4 separate regions of the Homo sapiens genome follow, and all the other regions are linked to region 1. A link is a contact called in ENCODE Hi-C or POLR2A ChIA-PET data. All regions are on one chromosome and are shown on one strand. The core of a region is the stretch at or near the end of the contact, and the rest is flanking DNA. Distances in the headings are between cores, read along the strand shown. Region 1 holds the start of TOP2B (DNA topoisomerase II beta). Region 2 overlaps AZI2 (5-azacytidine induced 2). Region 3 holds the start of UBE2E2 (ubiquitin conjugating enzyme E2 E2). Region 4 overlaps LOC105376993 (a long non-coding RNA gene).

Region 1 (2,943 bases), core at 444-2,943:
AAACGGAAGATAAAGAGCTTTGACAACTTAAGTTTAAAAAAGGAGACAGCTATGTATTTTATAGCTTAGCTTCTACCTAGTACATCTTCATAAAAAAAACTCATTGCCTTTAAAATTACCCCTTTTCAAACAAAATACATGTGTACTTGGAGATGCAAACTCACAGTAAGAACACAAGATCATTTTAACAAGCACTAAACTGAGGCTCAGGGAAGTTAAATAACAAGGCTATGGATACTTGGTCAGGTTCAGAAAAGTTTGCACCCCAAGTTCAAGGTAAAGAAAGGCTTCACTGTTCTGAAGTCCCTAGTATGGCAAAGTTACATGGCCATCAGAGAGCTAATTAAAAAAACTATGTTTAAATTATTTCCATGTTTCAGAGTTCTCCACCTCTAGACTCAGAATGCAGTTTAAAGATGTGACCTGAGACATTTTTGTTTTCCCTTGAGAGGAAATGCACAGTTGGAAGTTCACAAAAACACCTCTTCAAAAAACAGTAATACTGTTTTCATCTTTATAAAAAGCTTTCATCACAACTCTTTGGTGGCACTTCATGCCTTCAAGTACTCATTTTGGTGATCGTTGGCTCCCTTTTAGTCTGTCTCACAAGCCAGGTTATAAATGGTTTGAAATCAGGGGCCTTGTTTTTACTTTGAACCCATCGCAGAGCCTGGCACAGCGTGGCAGAGTGTGCGCCCAATAAATACTTGAGTGGAATTACACTGAAAAACAGGAAGAAGTAAAGCCATCTTCCATCTGCCAAAGACTGTGATGTTGCTGTATTGGTAATTTTCATTCTTAGAAAGCTTTAATGTGAATGAAATTATTCCTTACTGTGCATTTGAAAATTCCACTGAAAACAGTTTTAAAAATTAAGCATGCCCTCTTAGAGGCAGGGGGCACAGTTCTGGACAGATGAGAAAAGTGACAGTGACATCTCTGCATTGTTCAGAGAAGAAAGGTCAACAAAGAGTAGAAATAGAACACTCAACCCACCCTGCATTCTTTCCCTAGAACATTCTCTGTGTGTCCCTTATCATTTAAGCTTTTCATATGTAGTTTTCTTGAAACTGACCATATGCTCTTTTGGGGTGAGGGGAGGAGACGGAAGAAGGAGATGGAGAAGGTCTGAGATGATTTTTTTCGACAGCAGCGTCCACTTAGGCCCTTGGGGAGGCCGGGTCACGGGGCCTCCTTGCACCAGTGGTCTACAACGTCTTGCCTGCGGTTTACAACCGCTCTTTTAAAATAATTTCCCTTTGGGACGGCCCCCGGCTTCTTCCTGCCACCCCCATCCCCACCCCGCCCCCATCCTCATCCTTAGAGGCCCCAGGCAAACGCTTCGGATTCCCGGTTAGGTCTCAGAGTAAACAGCACGCTTGGAGGATTACAATCGACCCGAGGCCAATTCGACCCTTTCCCTTTGCCGCCCTCAATTGACCCTTGAAGCAGCCCCTGCTCTCCCTTCAAATGGAAAACCCACAGACACACACACAAACAAAAACCCCAAGTCTTCCTTTCGGTTGCTACCCGCAATGACGTTTCCCCCCTCGGGTCCCGCCCCTCCAGGGGGCTTGGAATTTTGGGATTGGCCGAGAGGCTGTGGCGACAAGGCCCGGATTGGACAGCATGGCGCTGACTGACAGCGGGGGCGGCCGCCGCGCCCTCCCTCTCTCCCCGGTGTGCAAATGTGTGTGTGCGGTGTTATGCCGGACAAGAGGGAGGTGACCGTGGCGGCGGCGGCGGCGGCTCTGTTTATTGTCCCTCTCGGTGTGTGTGTGTGAGGAAATCGGGGCTGCAGCGAGGCTAAGGCTGCCTTTGAAGCAGCGGCGGCGACCGGGACGACTACTCTGGCGACTCGAGTGGCTGGCCTTCGCGGAGTGTGAGAAGGACAAGGCACCTCTGCGTCCTCGCCACGTCCGAGCGCCTCGGGCTCCCCGGCCGCCCTCGCGGCTCGCACGCCCGGGCTTCAGCCCGGCCTGCAGCGGCGCCCGCGGGCGGGCGAGAAGGCAACGCCGCCGCTCGGCCGCCGCCGGTCGCTCCCTGCTTTCTCCTCAGCCGCCGCGCTAGGCCCGGGCGACGCGGACGCCGCGCCTCGAGTTTGAGGGCAGCCGGCGGCGCGGCCTCCTCAGCGGGCTCGGCTGGACGTCCGCTCCGGATCTTCGCGATGGGGCGCGGGGGTCGGCGCGGCTAGGAGTGCGGCGAGTGGAGCGGTGGGTGCGGAGCGGCGGGGCCCAGCGGCCCGCAGGGAGGCGGGAGCGGCGGCTGCGGCCTCAGGGCCTGTGAGCTGGAGGCACTCGCCATGGCCAAGTCGGGTGGCTGCGGCGCGGGAGCCGGCGTGGGCGGCGGCAACGGGGCACTGACCTGGGTGGTAAGTGGCTGGTCCCCGGGACGGGCGGCTGCATTGTTCCGGGCCCGCGGCGGGGGCGGAATTCCGAACGGGCGGGGGAGGGGAAAGGGAGGGAAATCCCGTCCCCCGAACGGGCGCTCCATAGGGGCCTGTGCTTGCAGAATCCTCCAGCCCGCTCCCCGCGCCTTTTCTTTCTTTCTTTCTCTGTACGTCTCTGGAAGTCCTGACTGCCAGAGCGTAATGTGTACTTGAAACTTTGGGGGGACAAAACCGCGAACGTAACATACAGCCCCCGCTTCCTCTCTTTTCTTTTTAACCAGACTCTTCCGGGGCAGCCGAACCTGAAATGGTGGGGATGGCGATAATGCAAGTGTGTCTGTGTGGGGCAGCATTTTCTCCAAATGTAGTTCAAGAAAACCCTGGGAAAAGGGGTGTGTGTGTGTGTGTATTCTAAATGCAGCTCTTTCTGGGGCTTTAATCTCAAAGAAGAATGCATTGGGATTTCTACAGCAACTTGCACTTCAATTTGGAAAGCCTCATTCAATGCGCTCAATTGAGAGCGCATTGGGGATGACTTTCACAGCAGTTAATAC
Region 2 (2,943 bases), core at 240-2,739, 2.7 Mb before region 1:
GAAAAGCAGTGTAAAGTTTATTGACAAAAAGGTATTTCACCTTACAGAATTCAAAATATTTTATATATTATATATTAAATATAAACTATATTCTGTAATTTGAGATATTAGATTTCAAAAATGTTATCCTTTTGAAGTTTAAGTGTTTATGGCAACACAAAAATTGAAGCATAAGGTGACACGTTTGTCTAGTTTGATTTCTGTACTATTAAAATTACACTAGTATCTAAGGGGTAATAATTTTTTTTTAATGTTATAAGATTTAGTCTTACATTTAATATTTTGTGATATTCCTGTACAACAAAATGAGAATATGTGCTGAAGATTTTAATTTCATTTAGTTGGCAATTAAGCAGCAAAAAAAGAAAATCATGAATGTCTGAATATGAATGTTTAATGGAAAACAAAATCTATAAAAATTAGATTTAAAATCACTAATTATAATTTCTTAGATAATTGAGGTAAAATACTTTTAATTATAAAAACAGGAGAGGCATTTTTGAAGTTTCTATTTCTGTTTCATATAATCTTCCCTCTCTAGCTTCTTTTTCCTTACCAGGAAATCATCTGGCTCTTCATGTCTTGTGCTGTCATGTCACATTGGTTTAGAACCAACATTATGAGACAGCCCAGTCAAACATAAAGAATGTAATGCATGAAACCTAAATTTTATTTTAATGTAGACTTGGATATATATTCAGCAGTTGATATATCATTTCAATTCACAGTGTCAAAACAATCAAAAGATAAATACAAATTGATCCATATTTGAATGAATGTAACTTTACTCTTAATCAGATTTGCAAATAAAGAATGTATTTCTTACTACTTACTAATTAATAGCTGCACATTACAGCCTAAAATGAAATCTCAGTTCTGAGACTCTGCAAGAAGCTCTTATCAGTTATAATTTTATTTTTATTATACCGTTTAATATAATAGTTAATTGCTACATATCAGATGGACAGTGTTATTCTTTCAAGATCTTTTCACTTATTAATGCCCTAGTTAAATATCTTTCAATTGTTTTTTTCAGTTTACATCATCTCAAAACTAATTGGAGCAGAAACTTGATCTGCATATTTCTAAAGTTATTCCCTTTTGTCTAAAAAAGAATGATGAGTATTAACTTTTTGTAAAAAAATTTATTTCAGTGATAATATGCAGCATGCATACTGGGAACTGAAGAGAGAAATGTCTAATTTACATCTGGTGACTCAAGTACAAGCTGAACTACTAAGAAAACTGAAAACCTCAACTGCAATCAAGAAAGGCAAGTCACTGTTTACCGGAAACCACTGATTCCAGCCAAACTGCCTGAAGAGCAACTAGCTGTCATATCTTATCAAAATCTCATCAAATGAGAGATTGATAAGCCAAAGTATATATAGTACATTCGCAGCCTACCCATTCTCTGCTTTGGCTTCAGTCTCATACTGGTCAACTTCACACATAAAGGTGTTGCTGATGTGTTTTTTCTTCAGTACTGTATTCTTTTCCCCTTGTGGCTTTTCTCAGCCAAGTGTTGCTTATGTGTATAAGACTGAGGTGTTAAGTTTGCTCTAGTTGACCTTTTACCACAGCTACTTCATATATTTGAAAAAAAAAAAAAAAAGACACCAAAAGCAAATTTTCATTCCAGTGCTACAGAATACACCAAACACCTAGCTTTTTAGGTTGTTTTGAAAAAGAAAACAAACTTTGATTCATTATTTGGGTTTTTGCATTTCTTATAAGCTTTTCTTTCCATAAAGGATATAGCTGATTACAACGAAGACTAGGTGTTCTCCCCTTATGCCCTTCAACCAAACAAAAATTTTCATTGCTTTGCCTTTCATATTTAACTGCTTGACTGATTTAACTTCTTGAGTTTTGTGTTAACTAGTAGTAGCTACTTTCGCCAAAGCTATTTTTATACCTTGGAGAAAAATCAGTACATTTGTACCTAGTATTACATAACAGGTATATTTCTGAAAAGTTGTGTGATACAAATTTGAATGCCCTAAAATTTACTTTTTAAAAATGAGATAGGACTTTTTATAAAAGATTATCACCATCTAGTTTAAAATTACTTATTTATATTTCACATTGTCTTAAAGAGGACACAAGAGGATTGTGTCATAAATAGTTCTCCTCAGGAGTGTTTATTAGTGAGGAAAAATGTTAAATTTTGGGAAGGAAAATTGAATGTAGAACTCCTTTTCATTTTTAGAGAGTTGGTTACATATAAATCAGGGAAAATAGTATGGTGTTTTAGCAAGTCCAGCTTAATTTTTGGTTCACTTTGTCCTTGAGTTTTCCAGTGGTCAGAGTTATATATGAGACCAAAGGTTGAATGTACAAATAAGATCTCTCTATAAAGGGACTCACAGAGTAATTCTGCATTGAGTTTTCAATGTAGCTTTGTTTACATGATAAATAGAACTACCAAAGAATAATAAAGGAGCAATGCTCTTTTCATACTTGGACATGGCTCATCCTTGTGTTCCTTCCTAGCTGATTAATATTTTTCGGTGCTTTGGAACATAAGTTTTCTAGCACTTTTCCTATGACAGTGGTAGGCTCAAGGTCACCACTCCTTACACAGAACTCATTGCTTTGAGGAGTACAGAGATGAGACTAGAACCACCTTTCTCCTGACCTTTGTATCACCTTTTTTCCAAAGCCAAACACTACACTTCCAGTTCTCCTCCATCCATATCCACCCTCCCAGGAAAAACAATGAACTTATTTTATAATGTCGTTCAATCTGTTTCTTCTAAAATTACATGAAGTCAAGCCTTAGTTACACTTGGCCATCCTTCTTGAGCTAAGGATAAACTTACCTTTCCACACTGGTAGGCTGAGCTGGAGGGAGTGGAGAAACCTGTATTACCAATGTGCTGGCTGTGGTGAAATAATAGCTTTTAAGTAGTCTTTTTCTAGGCCATTGCATTTGTACAA
Region 3 (2,943 bases), core at 176-2,675, 2.5 Mb after region 1:
ATTTAACTGCAAAGACATTTATGCAGAAAATAACAGTGGAACACCTGATTTGGGGGTAAAAGGTGCTGCAGGGGAAAGAGAATGGGGTATGGCATTATATGAAAACACTCTATTTCAGCGTCAGCCCACATACAGAATTCCAAAGAGCCAAGGAGCATCCAAATTGCCGTAGTAAAGGCAAATATTTAGATTCACAAAGTCCAGACTGAATTATCACATATCTAGAAACATACTTTTTAAAGAAATCAGGGATTAAAAACTAAGAAGAGCGTAAAATCCTTTAGAACCGCGAGATACTTTGAGGGTAAACCCTAGCACTTCCTTTCGTACTTTTAAATAAAAATATTTTAGTAGACTCTCAAGAATACACAATACAAAACGATGAATCTTGAAAACATGCAAATGGGTCTAACAGCCACCGAGCACAGGATGATGTCTTTCTAAAGCAGCCTTAATTTCCTTAAGGGAAGATGGATTGGACATTTCTGGTTGGTCGTGGGGGAAAAAAGCCACAAGAAGCCACGCTTTATCTTCATTAGAAATGGTAAAGGGCAAAAAGATCAAAACATTATGAGAGAGATCGGAGAAAAGAGGGGGAGAAGTGGGGTGGGCGGGAAGGGGGAGAGGACAGAGGGAATCCAGTTTCAAACCAGGCCAGTGGGGGCTGCAGAGAAGAGACCAGAGAAAAATGGGCTTCGGTTCCAAACTGTGACAAGCGCCAGGCATCACAAAAGACCAATACAACACACACCCCTCACCAGGACACACACAAATATACCCCACAAGGTCTTCTCCGGGCGGGCCACCGGGGTGCGGCGGCGAAGGAGCCAAACCCGGCACTCGCCAGGAGACACACCATGTGCAGCAATTATGCAATTAGGGAAAATAGCAAAAGATCAAGCCGGGCACTTTCCACCGTGACATTTATCCTGTACTTTTGAAAAGACTTAGTTCCAGGATGCGGCTAGGAGAAGGAAAGCGCTGGGAGGGTTGAGAAGGATGGGGAACTGAGAACGGAAGGGGGTAGAAGGAGGACAGGGAGAGAAGAGGCAGAAGGGGGGGATGGGAAGAAGGGGGAGGGGTAGAAAGGGCGAGAAACGGGGGCAGGAGGCTCGCGGGAGGGGGCGTAGGGAACCGGGCACGGGGAGCGAGGAAGGAGGGAACTAGGGCACGAGCGGTGTAAGCAGAGACCTGCGACGCGGAGGGGAGGTCGGGGGAGTGAGGAGGACGTCAGCGAGAGGGAGGACGCCCGAGGAGGGGAGGCACCGGCGCGGCCCGAGCGAATACCTGAGGGGGGGGTGTCCGTGCAGGTCGCAGGCTCGAGCCGAAGCCCTGGGAGAGAGCTGCCCAGGCGCGAGGGGGAGGGAGACTGGGGAGGCCCCAGGGACGGGATGTCCCCTGCGGACCGTCTAGTCACCGAAAGCCGGACCCACGCACCACGCACCCGACCACGCCTGTCCCCGCCGCGCTCGCGCCCGCCCGGACTCACCCTCAGCGCCGCCGCTGCCGCCGCCCCCGGCCGTTCCAGCTCCGGCTCCTGAGGCTGCTGCCCGCGGCTGTCGCTGTGGCTGCCCCTGAGTCCTGGAAAGTGAAGCCACCACCTCCGGGAGCCGCCGCCGCCCGGCCGTCCGCGCGCGCACCCGCGAGTGCGCGTGCCTGCGCGCCCGCCCGGGAGAGACCGCGAGAGCGCGAGCCCCACGTCGGCCATGCGGCGCCGCGCGCCTCCCTCCTCCCCCCGCCCCTCCTCCTCCGGCGCGCGGCCGCGAGGGGGCGGGGGCGGGAGCGCGCCCGGGCGGGCTGCCCCGCCGGTCGGGAGAGGGGGTGGGGAGGCGGCGAGGAAAAGTAAAGTGACAGCTGGGTCCCGCGCGCAGACTGGGCTCTGACGGGGGTGAGCGAGGGGCGTCCCACGGGGAAGGAACGACAAGGACGGGGAGAAGTGGGGGAAACCGAGGCTGACGGGGTGGCTTGAGGGGAGGGGACGCGAGGACCTTGCCGGGCACGCGCATTAAAGGGAAACGCCGGCTGGGGGTTAGGGGTTACCCCAAGACGGTGCAGGCAGTGGGACGAGGAGGCCTTTTACCCCCATCCACCGCAGCCCTTGACTTCACGCTCGCCTCGAAGCTTTCGCAAAGTAGATACGGGGACTGACCCTGTTGACACACTAACCCAAACTCGCAGACGCGTGGGGCTCGCATGTACCCAAGACAGGAAAACTTCACGTTGGCCTGGAAACTTCTTCCAGGCTAAGCCTGAGTCTTCACCAGACACTGCAGCACGAAGGCCCTTCTGCCTTTTGGCTCGCCCTGGCCCAGAATGCGCACCAGCCGGTAGAGAGGAGCTTCGGGCCGTTTAGCCCTGGGGTATTGAAGAGAGGGGTGGGGGTACAGGGTGCACCACTGTCAGAGTGAGTGGGAAGCTGCCTTCATGCCCAGTTGAAGGATATGGGAACAGTAGCAGTGCTGTAGGTGGCATGAGGGAACATTAGGTTCCGTTGTACTCCTCATCCCAAATAACCGTTTAAAAAAAAAAAAAAAACGTACCTGCTTTGCGAACTTAGCTTCCACGAAATTTCTCCCACTCCAACCTCCAGCCTCACTTACCAACGGAATGCTGGGTCGTTGGCAACGGGGTGTCCAGGGATGCAGCAAAATTAACTTCTATCTTTGTGGAGGAAAGGATTGGAAGATCTTTCACTGCTTAATTGCTGAAATTATGGTTGCTACAGTACTTCATTTGACTGTAGATGTTTTAACTGCTATTTACTAAGTTCAAAATGGGTTTAATACAAATCAGTTACCCTTTTCATTTATTCAAGGAATATTTATTGATACCAGGCACTGTCTAGGTGGTAGATATATGACATTGAATAAAAGAAAAAAATCCTTGTCCTCAGAACTTCCCTATGTCTGAACCTTCTCTGTTGTACACTCAGCATCACATTCG
Region 4 (2,943 bases), core at 310-2,809, 2.0 Mb after region 1:
ATAATAGCTCAATAAAGTTGAAAAAAATAAGATAGTGATTTGAAATATTATTCATTATTTGCCCCTGGAGAGTGTACTGGTCTCTTTTGGTATTTATTTGTATTTATTTTTCTTTCACTTTCTTTCTTCCCCCTCCCCAACCAACCCCCCGTGTTGTCCAAGGTGATCTTGAACTCCTAACCTCAAGCAATTCTCTTGCCTCAGCCTCCCAAAGTTCTAGGATTACAAGTGTAAGCCATCATGCCTGGCCTTATCTGTATTTAAAAGTAATAAAATAGAATTTCATTCATAAATTGAGTCTGTTGCCATCTCCATGCTCTCTCCTGTTTATTCCCGATTCATGGCAAAAAGACTGTTGCCCAGGGCTTTGCAATGAAGAGAAAAATCAGCTTCAAATCCAAGCTCACAACTTACTAGCTCTTTGGCCTTGGGCAATTTATTGAACTTTTCTGAGAACTGTCTGCAAGTGTGTGTCAAGTCCCTTCAGGCAGCTTGCCACAGAGCAGGTGCTCAAACCGTTGTTATCTGCCCCAGGTGTCTTGCTACCTTCCTGCCACACCATTTGGAACTTCATATTAGGGTTGCTTCTCTGGTTTTGAAATTGGTCATCTTCTCTGGTTTCCAGGCCTTGTATTAAATGCAAACAAAATTTAAGGGCTTGCCAAAAACAAAAACAAACAAACAAACAAAACTCAGTAATTAAAAAATATAGCATCGTAATCCAATCAAAATTGATATTTAAAAAATTCCACAATGAACAAGATAACAGACATTTAATAAAGGTAGCCTTAGTCCTGTCCCAAATTCCTTTTCAAACCCTTCCCCCAATTCTGCCAATTCCTCTTGATTCCAATTCCTTCATGCCTTGCTCTCAAAGAATTACTTGAAAGTCATAAGATATAACTCACGTAGTCCAGGCACATGTTGCCACGTGGCTATTTTTTATTTTTGTAGACATGAGGTCTTCCTATGTTGCCCAGGCTGGTCTTGAACTCCTGGCCTCCAGCGATCATCATGCTTCGGCCTCCCAAAGTGCTAAGATTACAGACATGAGCCACCATGCTGGGCCTATTCTTTCTTAAATGTACCTTAGCTCACATTTAGTTTAAGGTTTAAAATTAGAAGTGTTTTGATCTTTATTTAGAAGTTTAATGTTTTTGTGATCAGAAACGTGCCAAGGGAACTTAACTCTTGTTTGTATCAGTTAGCCTTCAGTAAAATTGATCTGTCCTATGTCGTTCCGCTTAAAGTTGCAGTTTCCAAAGACCTATTGACAGTGTCAACTGAGGACTTACCCTCCAATGAAGACAAGAGGGAGGTCAGCTTTCTCAGGAAGCAGCCCTGGTGGCTCATTTGGCTTTTTCCACTTACCTTTCTGCTTCTCCCCTCCTTTAAAGACAGCATTTGTAACCTCCTTTGCATAACTGAATCTTCTAGAGTTTACAGACCCATAAAAGAAAGCAGACAACAGGGAACCGTGTGAAATGAAGCTGCTTAGGAAAGTCACTGTGAGCTTTGGAGGTGGAGGACTTGGTGGATTAGAAACTGAAACTGAACGTTTGAAATTATAAATAACACTCAGGTGCTTGCTTTTTATTTTAAGAAACTTGAACATTTTCATTGCTGGGGGAAAAGGTCAGTGAGGTTTTCCTTGGCCCTCTTCTTTCTACACATCTTGAAAAGTAATCTCTGAAGTAGGACTTCTAGTTAAATCCCTATAGATTTATTTTTCCCCATCAAGGGACGGTGTTCTAAAAACTTAGCAACAATAAGCAAAATTTCTTTGGGCAGAAGTAAAAATTCTAGACACACAAGCAGTATCATACAAACACAGATGGAGAAATTTAATAAATGAGAGTATCTTAAAGATTGGTTCCATTGTATTAGATAGAAATTTTAAGATACTTAAGTTTGGGTTTTAATTCCTAATCTCTGGACAAGTTGCAAATTTTAATTTTAATTTTAATTATTAGATTTTTTAAAATTATACTTTAAGTTCTAGGTTACATGTGCACAACGTGCGGGTTTGTTACATATGTATACATGTGCCATGTTGGTGTGCTGCACCCGTTAACTCACCATTTACATTAGGTGTATCTCCTAGTGCTATCCCTCCTCCCTCTCCCCACCCCACTACAGGCCCCAGTGTGTGATGTTCCCCACCCCGTGTCCAAGTGTTCTCATTGTTCAATTCCCACCTATGAGTGAGAACATGCGGTGTTTGGTTTTCTGTCCTTGCAATAGTTTGCTCAGAATGATGGTTTCCAGCTTCATCCATGTCCCTACAAAGGACATGAACTCATCATTTTTTATGGCTGCATAATATTCCATGGTGTATATGTGCCACATTTTCTTAATCCAGTCCATCCCTGATGGACATTTGGGTTGGTTCCAAGTCTTTGCTATTGTGAATAGTGCCGCAATAAACATACGTGTGCATGTGTCTTTATAGCAGCAGGATTTATAATCCTCTGGGTATATGCCCAGTAATGGGATTGCTGGGTCAAATGGTATTTCTAGTTCTAGATCCTTGAGGAATCGCCACACTGACTTCCACAATGGTTGAACTAGTTTACAGTCCCACCAACAGTGTAAAAGCATTCCTATTTCTTCACATCCTCTCCAGCATCTGTTGTTTCCTGACTTTTTAATGATCGCCATTCTAACTGGTGTGAGATGGTATCTCATTGTGGTTTTGATTTGCATTTCTCTGATGGCCAGTGACGATGAGCATTTTTTCATGTGTCTGTTGGCTGCATAAATGTCTTCTTTTGAGAAGTGTCTTTTCATATACTTCACCCACTTTTTGATGGGGTTGTTTGATTTTTTCTTGTAAATTTGTTTAAGTTCTTTGTAGATTCTGGATTGGATATTAGACCTTTTTCAGATGGGTAGATTGCAAAAATTTTCTCCCATTCTGTAGGTTGCCTGTTCACTCTGATG

What was found. Hi-C counts contacts between places; a loop is a spot of excess contacts on that map. ChIA-PET counts read pairs that join two places held with the same protein, here RNA polymerase II (POLR2A). Pooled maps may share reads with other maps.
Region 2: a loop to region 1 is called in a pooled map, with 4 times the contacts of the local background. The contact joins the enhancer-like site here to the promoter of TOP2B in region 1. A Hi-C loop is called at or near these places in 4 of 50 pooled maps.
Region 3: a loop to region 1 is called in a pooled map, with 15 times the contacts of the local background. The contact joins the promoter of UBE2E2 here to the promoter of TOP2B in region 1. A Hi-C loop is called at or near these places in 6 of 50 pooled maps.
Region 4: a loop to region 1 is called in a pooled map, with 9 times the contacts of the local background. The contact joins the enhancer-like site here to the promoter of TOP2B in region 1. A Hi-C loop is called at or near these places in 1 of 37 single-sample maps with no recorded cell type and 3 of 50 pooled maps. POLR2A ChIA-PET finds 5 or more read pairs at or near these places in 1 of 52 experiments (OCI-LY7).

The regions. Positions count from the first base shown.
Region 1 is chr3:25,663,657-25,666,599 of GRCh38, reverse strand. TOP2B (DNA topoisomerase II beta) reads left to right here and starts at 1,693. Exons shown (of 36, transcript NM_001330700.2): 1 at 1,693-2,371. The coding sequence starts at 2,303. MIR4442 (microRNA 4442) reads left to right here and starts at 1,661; the gene lies at 1,661-1,727. RefSeq lists enhancers at 1,393-1,956, 2,914-2,943 and silencers at 2,124-2,483, 2,438-2,626.
Region 2 is chr3:28,325,162-28,328,104 of GRCh38, reverse strand. It overlaps AZI2 (5-azacytidine induced 2), which reads left to right. Exons shown (of 8, transcript NM_022461.5): 7 at 1,155-1,273. Among named protein-coding and RNA genes, the nearest start is that of ZCWPW2, 22 kb to the left of the region's middle. Within about 2 kb of position 1,489, at least 3 of the 41 ENCODE cell types and tissues checked have a DNase peak (open chromatin) inside an H3K27ac peak, as active enhancers do.
Region 3 is chr3:23,201,809-23,204,751 of GRCh38, reverse strand. UBE2E2 (ubiquitin conjugating enzyme E2 E2) reads right to left here and starts at 1,425. Exons shown (of 6, transcript NM_152653.4): 1 at 1,288-1,425. It overlaps UBE2E2-DT (UBE2E2 divergent transcript), which reads left to right and starts at 1,759. Exons shown (of 2, transcript NR_136176.1): 1 at 1,759-1,888. RefSeq lists a silencer at 1,265-1,954 and enhancers at 2,305-2,364, 1,777-2,752.
Region 4 is chr3:23,652,352-23,655,294 of GRCh38, reverse strand. LOC105376993 (a long non-coding RNA gene) reads right to left here. Exons shown (of 3, transcript XR_940651.3): 3 at 311-627. Among named protein-coding and RNA genes, the nearest start is that of UBE2E1, 150 kb to the left of the region's middle. RefSeq lists a silencer at 367-550. Within about 2 kb of position 1,559, at least 3 of the 41 ENCODE cell types and tissues checked have a DNase peak (open chromatin) inside an H3K27ac peak, as active enhancers do; they include OCI-LY7, where a contact is called at or near this core.